2 separate regions of the Homo sapiens genome follow, and region 1 is linked to region 2. The links are chromatin loops, found by intact Hi-C in ENCODE. Cell type or tissue: mammary epithelial cell. All regions are shown on one strand. Links, peaks and the distances in the headings refer to the core of each region. The heading gives the core; the rest is flanking DNA.

The links. A loop is a pair of places that touch in the nucleus more often than their neighbours do. Peaks named below come from ENCODE experiments on the same cell type or tissue, not always from the same donor. Only the 100,000 strongest peaks of a DNase experiment are listed, where the experiment ranks them.
Region 1: it touches region 2 in a loop (6-fold over the local background); 1 of 110 quality-filtered maps calls a loop at or near these places.

The regions. Positions count from the first base shown.
Region 1 is chr2:105,540,159-105,544,550 of GRCh38, forward strand. No RefSeq gene overlaps it. Among named protein-coding and RNA genes, the nearest start is that of LINC02946, 68 kb to the right of the region's middle. In mammary epithelial cell, for the core only: no CTCF peak of the experiment used is centred there; a DNase peak (open chromatin) is centred at 1,683; H3K27ac peaks cover 454 bases.
Region 2 is chr2:105,453,020-105,457,411 of GRCh38, forward strand. It overlaps LOC105373529 (a long non-coding RNA gene), which reads right to left and starts at 1,672. Exons shown (of 3, transcript XR_923141.1): 1 at 1,544-1,672; 2 at 784-897. In mammary epithelial cell, for the core only: a CTCF peak has its summit at 1,951; DNase peaks (open chromatin) are centred at 2,172 and 2,792; H3K27ac peaks cover 1,953 bases.

The DNA of each region.
Region 1 (4,392 bases), core at 93-4,092, 87 kb after region 2:
TCTTGACAGTTCCAAATGCAACTCTCTCCTTCTTCATTCCAAAGTGAGGAGGCTACTGGAGTGGAATTTCTGCCTGTGGAGGGAGAAAGGGGCAGTGAGCAAAGGCTGTCACCCTGCTCAAGTTCTGGCCTCTTCTCTGTTGTCTTTGCAACAGGGAGATACTACCGTGATTAAGCAGTGACCCTCTGGCTAATTGAGTAGACTAATCTCTTGCAGTTGGAACAATATAAACCCAGGGTATGGAGGAACCTTGAAAGTCCTCAATACCACCCTAAAAACCACCTCTAGTTGGAAAGAACAAAACTACACAGAGTGTAATTGATACCTACGGAAGCCCCAACACTTCAGCCCTTGGTTTCTGGGCATCTCTTCTGTGTCTTAATCTCCAAGGCCTGAGGGCTGTCCCATCCTCCTGCCCAATATAGATTATGAGCACAGAATTAAAGCACATGCACAAAGAGGGAAAGAATTGAATCAGTTTTCGAACGATGCTTCAGTTTGAAAATATGGCTTTCTTCATAAAATGTGTAGATAATTAAGGGAAAATATTATCTTAAAAAATATATTCATTTTCTTTTTTTTTTTTGGTTACATGCCTTTGACTTTCTGGGCATGTGTCTTCTGATTTAAAATAACAATAACAACAGTGTCATCACAGGAAATGAGCTTAAAAGGAAATGAGCCAGCTCGGAGCTTGGCCTAATCACTAGGAAATGGCCCTCATCTTTTCTGTAGGTTATCAATCCCCTAGCTCATCAGTGGCCCCTAAGAAATGCTGTGCCTTGTGGCATAATTATGCTTAATCATGTAGACTGTTGAGTAAACTTATGCTTATGCCTTTCCTGTTCCATGTTAGGTGTTATCCATTCAATTCCACTTCTTTGCAATGGTGAAGCCCCGTTTTGATGATACCTTCTTTTTGTAAATAGCCTTTTTTGCAGATTAATGCAGGGTCTACTGCACCTTGGCCCAAGTGGCCTCAGTTAATATTTGATGAATGAGTAAATGAATGAATGAATTAATAAACCCATCTGGATTTCAGGACCCTGATATCAGCAGGAGACGAGTAGAAGGAGGAGCCTTTGAAGTCAGCAGTGTCAGCTGGCTGGCAGGGGCCAGGTCATTGCCCTGGCTTGCTTCGTAGAGACTGTTCCAGTGACAAGTTCCTCATAGCGGGGTGAAAACGGAGGTGGGGAGAAGTCATTTCTTAACTCACCCCTGGGAAGCCCAGGGCAAATAGCAGGTGCCTTCCCCCATGACCCTCTCTGTCTCCGAGGCCCACTCCCATGGCCTTCCTTGTCTCTTGCAGGTGCATCTCTGCCTTCAGTATCAGGGATCAGGGGAGACTGTTGTCAGGGTGTGGTGGGTGTCACCAAAATCCTCATCCTCCTGTGTGGCAGCCCCGCCTAGAACGAGGTTGCAGTCAGGGAATCTGCCTGCCCCACGTTGGAAAAAGCAGGCACAGAGGATTCTTTGGAAGTGAAAATGCCCATAGAAAATTTCACAAGGTCTCGGAGGATGTGCTTGAAGTCCAGGGTGCGGTGTGCCTGTGGCTGATGTTTTAGGGGAGGAGAGTTCTCTATGGATGCAGCAGCTGTTATTGCTGGGTGGATTTGCTTCACACCCTTTGTTGATTCACAGCCTCAACATGCACACAGGTGAGCAGTAGCAACTGCCCTCTCCTCCGCCCTTTGTCACATTCCATCCAACACCAGTTGCTGTCTCTCTCATTCCAAGCTGTCTCCTAGGCCTGCTAAGCAATATACTAGCAATTAGTGGTGACTGAGTCACACCTAAGTATTTCAGCTTCTTTCCTGTATTCTATAGTGGCGTTCCCTCCTCTTCGTCTCCTGTCCCTCCTGCACAAGGCACTCTGTAGCAAACATTAATCTGATCCCATTAAACAATGCAATGCCCTCTACATTGCCTGGGGACAGGTCTGAAGAGATGCTTGCAGCCTGCCTTGAGTGCAGCCTGGCCTCGATCTCCTCAGCCATGCTCTGACCACCATGGCCATTTGGCCTTCCTGTCACCATCCCAGGCTTCCACTTGCGTCCTAGGCTAGTTGGGTTTAGTCCGCATCTACCTCCTCTCTCCTTTTGCTGATTTCTCGGAAGCGCGGCTGACAAATTGCTCCTTTCCAAAGCAATCCTGTCTTCTGTATGTTTTTTCTAAAGCCCTTCTTACCAACCACTGTCCCAGCACCATATGATGACTTAGTGACATGCCTTTTTACCTCACCCTCCACTGACCAGGAGCCAAATGTATAACACAATTCCTGACCTGTGCTTGGAGGGTGGTGGAACAGGCCACCCCAAAATAGGTCACTTTGGCAGAAGGATTCTCTTGAGCTGAAGGCACTTGAGAAATAGCAGATACAGGAAGGGCATTCGAATCACCCCTTTTCTTCCTAAAAACAAGGGATAAAAATCTCCCACGTGAAAAATGTACTCTCTGTAAAGGGAGAAAAGAATCATTCTTCTATGGGGAGTCGTAGTTGAAAGAATTCTGCATAAACAGACCTTTTTAAAAATAGTTCTTATTGGCCAGGCGTGGTGGATCATGCCTGTAATCCCAGCATTTTGGGAGGCCAAGGTGGGCGGATCACTTGAGGTCAGGAGTTCGAGACCAGCCTTGCCAACATGGTGAAACCCTGATCTCTACTAAAGATACAAAAATTAGCCAGGCACAGTGGCATGTGCCTGTAATCCCAGCTACTCGGGAGGCTGAGGCAGGAGAATCGCTTGAACCTGAGAGGCGGAGGTTGCAGTGAGCCGATACGGCACGATGGCACTCCAGCCTGGGTGACAGAGTGAGATTCCATCTCAAAGAAAAAAAAAATTAGTTCTTCTCTTCGTTTAGTCTCCCCACATGGTTGAGTCACTTGTCCACAATTCCCATTCAGTATACAATGTTCAACTCTAACCCCATCCTTGGGTGTCCATTTCCTTATGAGGGTTCTTGAGTCAGATAAAACTTAAATTACATTTGTTTGCTTTTCTCCAGTCAATCTATGTCAATTTAATTCTCAGGCCCAGCCAGGGACCCTAAGAGGGTAGATGTAAAGTTTTTCCTCCCCTACATGCTCAATAAATAAACACTGAGTGAACCTGAGGCCCAAAAGGTGTATGTGAGAGATGGTACCTTCCAGATTTCCTTGTAACATAAGAAAGCTAGGGCTGTGACATATGTCCAAGTCCCTCTCTTAGAGGTTCTGGCTTAACCAATTGTTACAAGGCCCCCCAGGTGATGGTGAGGTGCAGCAGTAATTAAGAAGAGGGCCTCTCCCCATATTGGACGATGAGAAAATTGAAGCCAGCAGAGCCTAAACAACTTGACCAAGCATGCAGTTAGTAAATGGCAGAGCCCAGGATGGAATGCAAATGCCTCAACTCTCATTGTCAGGAAGGAAGTAGCTGAAATATCCAAGTGCACCAGATAGAGTCCCAAAGGAACCTGCCACCATCAAGGTGGGGCAATTCAAAGAGGGTCTGGTTCACAGAAAGATAGTTTTCAATGGCTGTTGTGTAGGAGAAACACACAGGACACTATGCTGTTCCAGAGCTGGTGGTGGCCACACAGTTACCACCCTAGGCTGGAAGATACCTGGGAAGAGGGCAACTGCCTGAATCTGGAAGGAGGGAGATTAGTGTAGAGTTGGCTTGAGAGGAAAGTAAAGTTTGGCTGAGGAACTCGGGCTGCCCAAGGTGACCTTGCAAGAGAAAACAAGTAGAAAAACACCCTGATTCACTCTCCACTTCCCCTATCTCTGCCATCCTCAACTTCTGCAGGGGCTCCCTCTTGACTAAACCCAATCAGAAGCTGGGGGTCATGGACACCCTACTGATGTAGTTCATGCAGGACCCCTTCTGGGGCAGAGTACGATGGAAAAAGATGAGGAGCGGATCCAAGGGACCAATAGAAGATTCCAGCACATAAAACTATGTACTTAGGAAACTTTCAAGAATGGTCATGGTAAGTATAATTCCAATTCCTTTTTGGAAGCCATTTGGGCAAACCGCTAGGCCAGTGCTCATTCATGTTCAGTATCTAATGGACACAGGAACTCTCTTCTGCTTTCTCCACGGTTGTCACCTCTCGCCTCTCACCCAGGTTCTTATTTTATACACAGTTGTCCACTTGATTGAGGCAGCCCTTGATTATGATTCCCAGAATATTTTATAGGAAAGAACATGAGACAATGGACTCACAGACTGGAGCCTAGATGTCCGGTGGGCAAGCAGCAGCCCGCTGACTCAATTTCCATGACTTTGAAATGGGGAAGATAGAGTTGCTACACTACCTCCTAATGGGCACGTTACGAGGCCTAAGCAAGGGGCTTTAAAAAGCTTTATGGAAAACAAGGACAAAGTTACACATCATGAATGCACC
Region 2 (4,392 bases), core at 180-4,179:
TGAGGCATGAGAATCACTTGAACTCAGGAGGCAGAGGTTGCAGTGAGCTGAGATTGCTCCATTGCACTCCGTCCCGGGCAACGAGAGCGAAACTTGTTCCCCCCCACCCCCCAAAAAAAAAACATAAGTGTCATGTATAGTATGATTCGACTGCTGTAAATGGCATGTTACTTGTGTGTATATGCATATTATGGAGAAAGCTGTCCAGAAATACATTTAGTACTATGTTGACATTAGATCCAGTGGGTCATGTGTGGGTAGTGGGAAATTGGGTCTTTATTTTATGCTTTATACTTTTCTGGATTACTATGTTTGATAATAAACATATTTCTTTTTTTCTTTTTCTTTTTTTTTTCTTTTTTCTTGGTGGGGAAAGGGTCTTGCTTTGTCATTCAGGCTGGAGTGTAGTGGCATGATCACAGCTCACTGTAGCCTCAAACTCCTGGGCTCAAGCTATCCTTCTGTCTCAGCCTCCTGAGTAACTGGAACCACAGGCATATGCCACCACACCCAACTAATTTTTAATTTTTTCGTAGAGACGGGGTCTTGCTATGTTGCCCAGGTTGGTCTCAAACTCATGGGCTCAAGCAATTATTCCACCTCAGCCTCTCAAAGTGCTGGGATTACAGGCATGAGCCACTTCACCCAGCAAATATGTATCATTTTTAGTCAGAAAAAAGGTAAGTTATGTTCAATCAAATAATAAATTTCCACAAAGATTCGAGGACTCAGCTGGAACTAAAATTTTACCTCCAGGATTCTGTCTAATCTCTTCTCACCCACCTTGTTGTGCAGCCGCTGTACGTTGCACCAGCAATCCCAAACCGTAAATTCTCTCCATGGGTAGCAGTATGGTGGGAGTCAGGGGATGCTCCATTAGAAACTTCTGAGACTTCCCTGGCAAGAAATAGGAAGGTTCTCAGGTTCCTCCCCCATCCATTTGTGAAGAATTTCCACATCCTCTTCTGAACCCCACCATGTCAACAATGACAGCAGTGACAAAAGTGTCTGATGTCCAAGTGGACACATCACTCTCAGTTCAAAATTCTGTTTTAATAGAAGCACCAAGATAATAATTGGAGGTATAACCATCCTTGGCGGCAGCCTCAAACAGTTATAATCCTACAGCAGAGATTCCACTTGCCCCTTTAGAATGCACATTCGGCCAGGCATAGTGGCTCACGCCTGTAATCCCAGCACTTTGGGAGGCTGAGGCGAGTGGATCACCTGAGGTCAGGAGTTCGAGACCATCCTGGCCAACATGGTGAAACCCTGTCTCTACTAAAAATACAAAAAATTAGCCGAGCGTGGTGGCGCATGCCTGTAATCCCAGCTACTCAGGAGGCCAAGGCAGGTGAATTGCTTGAACCCAGGAGGCGAGATTACAGTGAGCACATTCAAGCTAACAGATGCTCACGTTTTAAAAACTGATTATGCATTTTGAACCTGTTTACATCTTCAACAATCTTGGATATTATGCAGTGTTCCTAAGTTTATAACAGGCTGTACAAAGTAGTACTTTCTTGCATTTATCTAAGCACACCTGTTTTATACTTTTGGTAAGAGGTGCTCTTCGGGTTTGAGCTTGAGCCCTGGTTCACCTGGAACATCCTATTCAACCATCGCCTTCTCCAGGCTTTTGTGTCTCTTGACAAAAAATTCTCAACTGTATTCTGACTTTCCGTGGCAACATCTTAGTTACCTAACTTCAGTCCCACTGAGTCTTCTTAAAATTGTGGCAACCAGAACTTCCCAAAGAGAAAACGAGTGATGATTGGTGCAGGGATAACATTCAAAGAATTTTACTGATGGGATGCTGGCCAATCGGAATGGAGGTGGGCACAGAGGCCTCCTGCTGTGCAGGTACCGGGGTAACCATCAGGTTGCTGGAACAGGCAGCAGTCCAGTAGAGTGTGGGGTGACTTAGGCATCTTCATGCCATAGTGGGGCCGCCTGGGGGAGCTTGTGAGGCTGCTATTACCAAGGAATAAGGAAGTATTTCAACATTTTAATAACCAGAGGGCAAGCCTTGGTTTTGTGCTTGGATAATGCTGTCTCTTTCCATCATTGTACTGCCATCAGGCTTGCATTTCAAAGAGGAGAACTGATTTCTAATTCCAGTTTCTCACTGAGTACTCATGAGAACTCTGGCCAAGTAAAACTAGGGTTTGGGGCGCAGCAGAGAGTTGGGTCAAATGGCTCCCAGCAACATGAGTCATTAGTTCCAGACTTTGAACTTCTTCCTCTAACTATAGTCACTGATTTACACACACAACACAGATGCTTCAAGTGCCAACAGCCAATAACCTATAACCCGAATGACATTAGGCTGGGACTGAAAGAAGTCAGGCAGCAGGCAGGCAAGCCTTTTAAAGAAAACTGAATCCAAGATCAACAACCCCGGAACTATGTGCCATTGGATCTCCAGCAACACTGAGGATTAGGGGTTGGACAAAAGAAATTTTTATTAAAAAATGTTTATCTTAATTGGCTATTCCTGTACTTTGTGTCAGAATTTCCTGTTTTGTTGTTTACTTCCTTTTTAAATTGTAAACCTCCACTTGCATTCTCCTACCCTCAGATAGCAATCATCAGGATCAGTCATTCTCTTCCTATATTTTCATTTCTTCCAGTTTCTAGCTAGGGTGTTTGTGTTTAGGGCAGTGCCATGGACACACAACATGAGAGGCAGGAAAGCCAGTAATCAACGCGTTCAGGAAACAAATGCCAATAAAGAAGCATTAACGTGAATGATTTGCCTTTGAGTCAGTGAACAAATACCATCCCCTCCAGCCTTTGCCTCTCCTGTCTTTTCTACTGATTGCATCAGAGAGCAGAGACCTGGCTGTTGGCCATACCACAAAAGACAGCTGGTTACAGGACAAGCATCCTTCTGAGGTTACCAAGTCAAAGCCACCTGGGAATAGTCCTGGGTCCCTAGTCACACACTGAAATTCCTCTTGCTTAAGTCTGGAGTAACTGTGGTAAAAGCTGTGCTTTAAAGTTGGTTTTGGGTCCTGGAGTGGAAAGCTTGTCGGATTCAGGGAATCCGACAAGCTTCACCTCCCCAAAACACACCTCCTAATATCAGCACATTGGGGCTTGGGATTTTACAGTTGGTTTTGGGATGAGAGTGGAAAGCTTGTTGGATTCAGGGATATGTGGGAATAAAGAAAGTCCCGTGTGCCTCTATGTGCATGTCTGTGTGCATGAGTGCATGCGTGTGTGCGTGTGTCTACTTGCAGAGTACCTAGGGATGTGAATTAGGTGTGAACCCTTTCCTAAGTGTGTTGTTGGCACACACAAAAGGGAGCATATTGACCAGGATCAAACCTAGCAGCCAAGTGATCATGGTAGGAAAGTATATTCCTGGAGCATCCCCAGAATCTTCTGACTGGGCTGAACTGAAGACACTCTATCATGTGTAGTGCAGAGATAAATTGTGGGGGAATAAACCAGATGGTGATCTGAATTATTAAGTAATGGAAAAGGTTGGTTTCAGGTTTTTGAGCTCACAGTGACACCCACCCATTTGGAGAAAATGCACATCAAGAGAGCCTCAGACTCAACAGAATCCTTTAGAGATTTTCTCAAGGTCTTCGTCTGTGATAATACATCTTTCCTTTGATAATTATGCTTTTTATGTTCTTCAGTGACACCATGAAAGGTGAAAATAGGGTCAACTATTTTGACAAGATCTTCATATCTATACATGAAGATAGTTAATTTGATGTCTGAGATGCATGGGTCCTGGGCAATTGTAACATGTTTAGCAGGATTTTGAAATCATTAGGAAGACAAAGCATTGAGCTTCTGAGCATTCAAGGTCTAAAGGAGTGTTTCCCATTAAAGCAACACACGTATACCACTTCCATTCTGCTGCAAGCCCAGCCTAGTTGGAGGGAAAGTAATGGTGGTATTTATCAGTTTTAAGAGGACAGTAGTCATATTGCAAATGAGCTTTTGCAACTTCATTAAGAGCTTGGAGACCAATTTAGTTAACATACTGAAGTAATTAGCTATAAAAGTCCAAGGATGGCATTTGGGTGGAGGAGAGGATGGTGGACAGGGAACCTCTGAGTGGGAAGGCAATGGGGTCTAGAGGTGCCATGTGAGAAGGCTTCTGGTGATGCCAGGTTGAGCATGTCCTGATTTAAATATAAAACCTTTTATTGATTGTGCTTGTATGCAGATTGAATGACCACTCACACACCTTTGCATCAGAACTTGAATGGAAGCATTAAGTTGGTGATATAGAGATATATAATGCAATTATAGAATATATTTATCATTTAATATATGTACATATATATATATATATATATATCTAGTGGTTATAAACTTGTTTGGGAGTTTCACATGCACACACTTTTGAACCAAAGGGAACAGAAC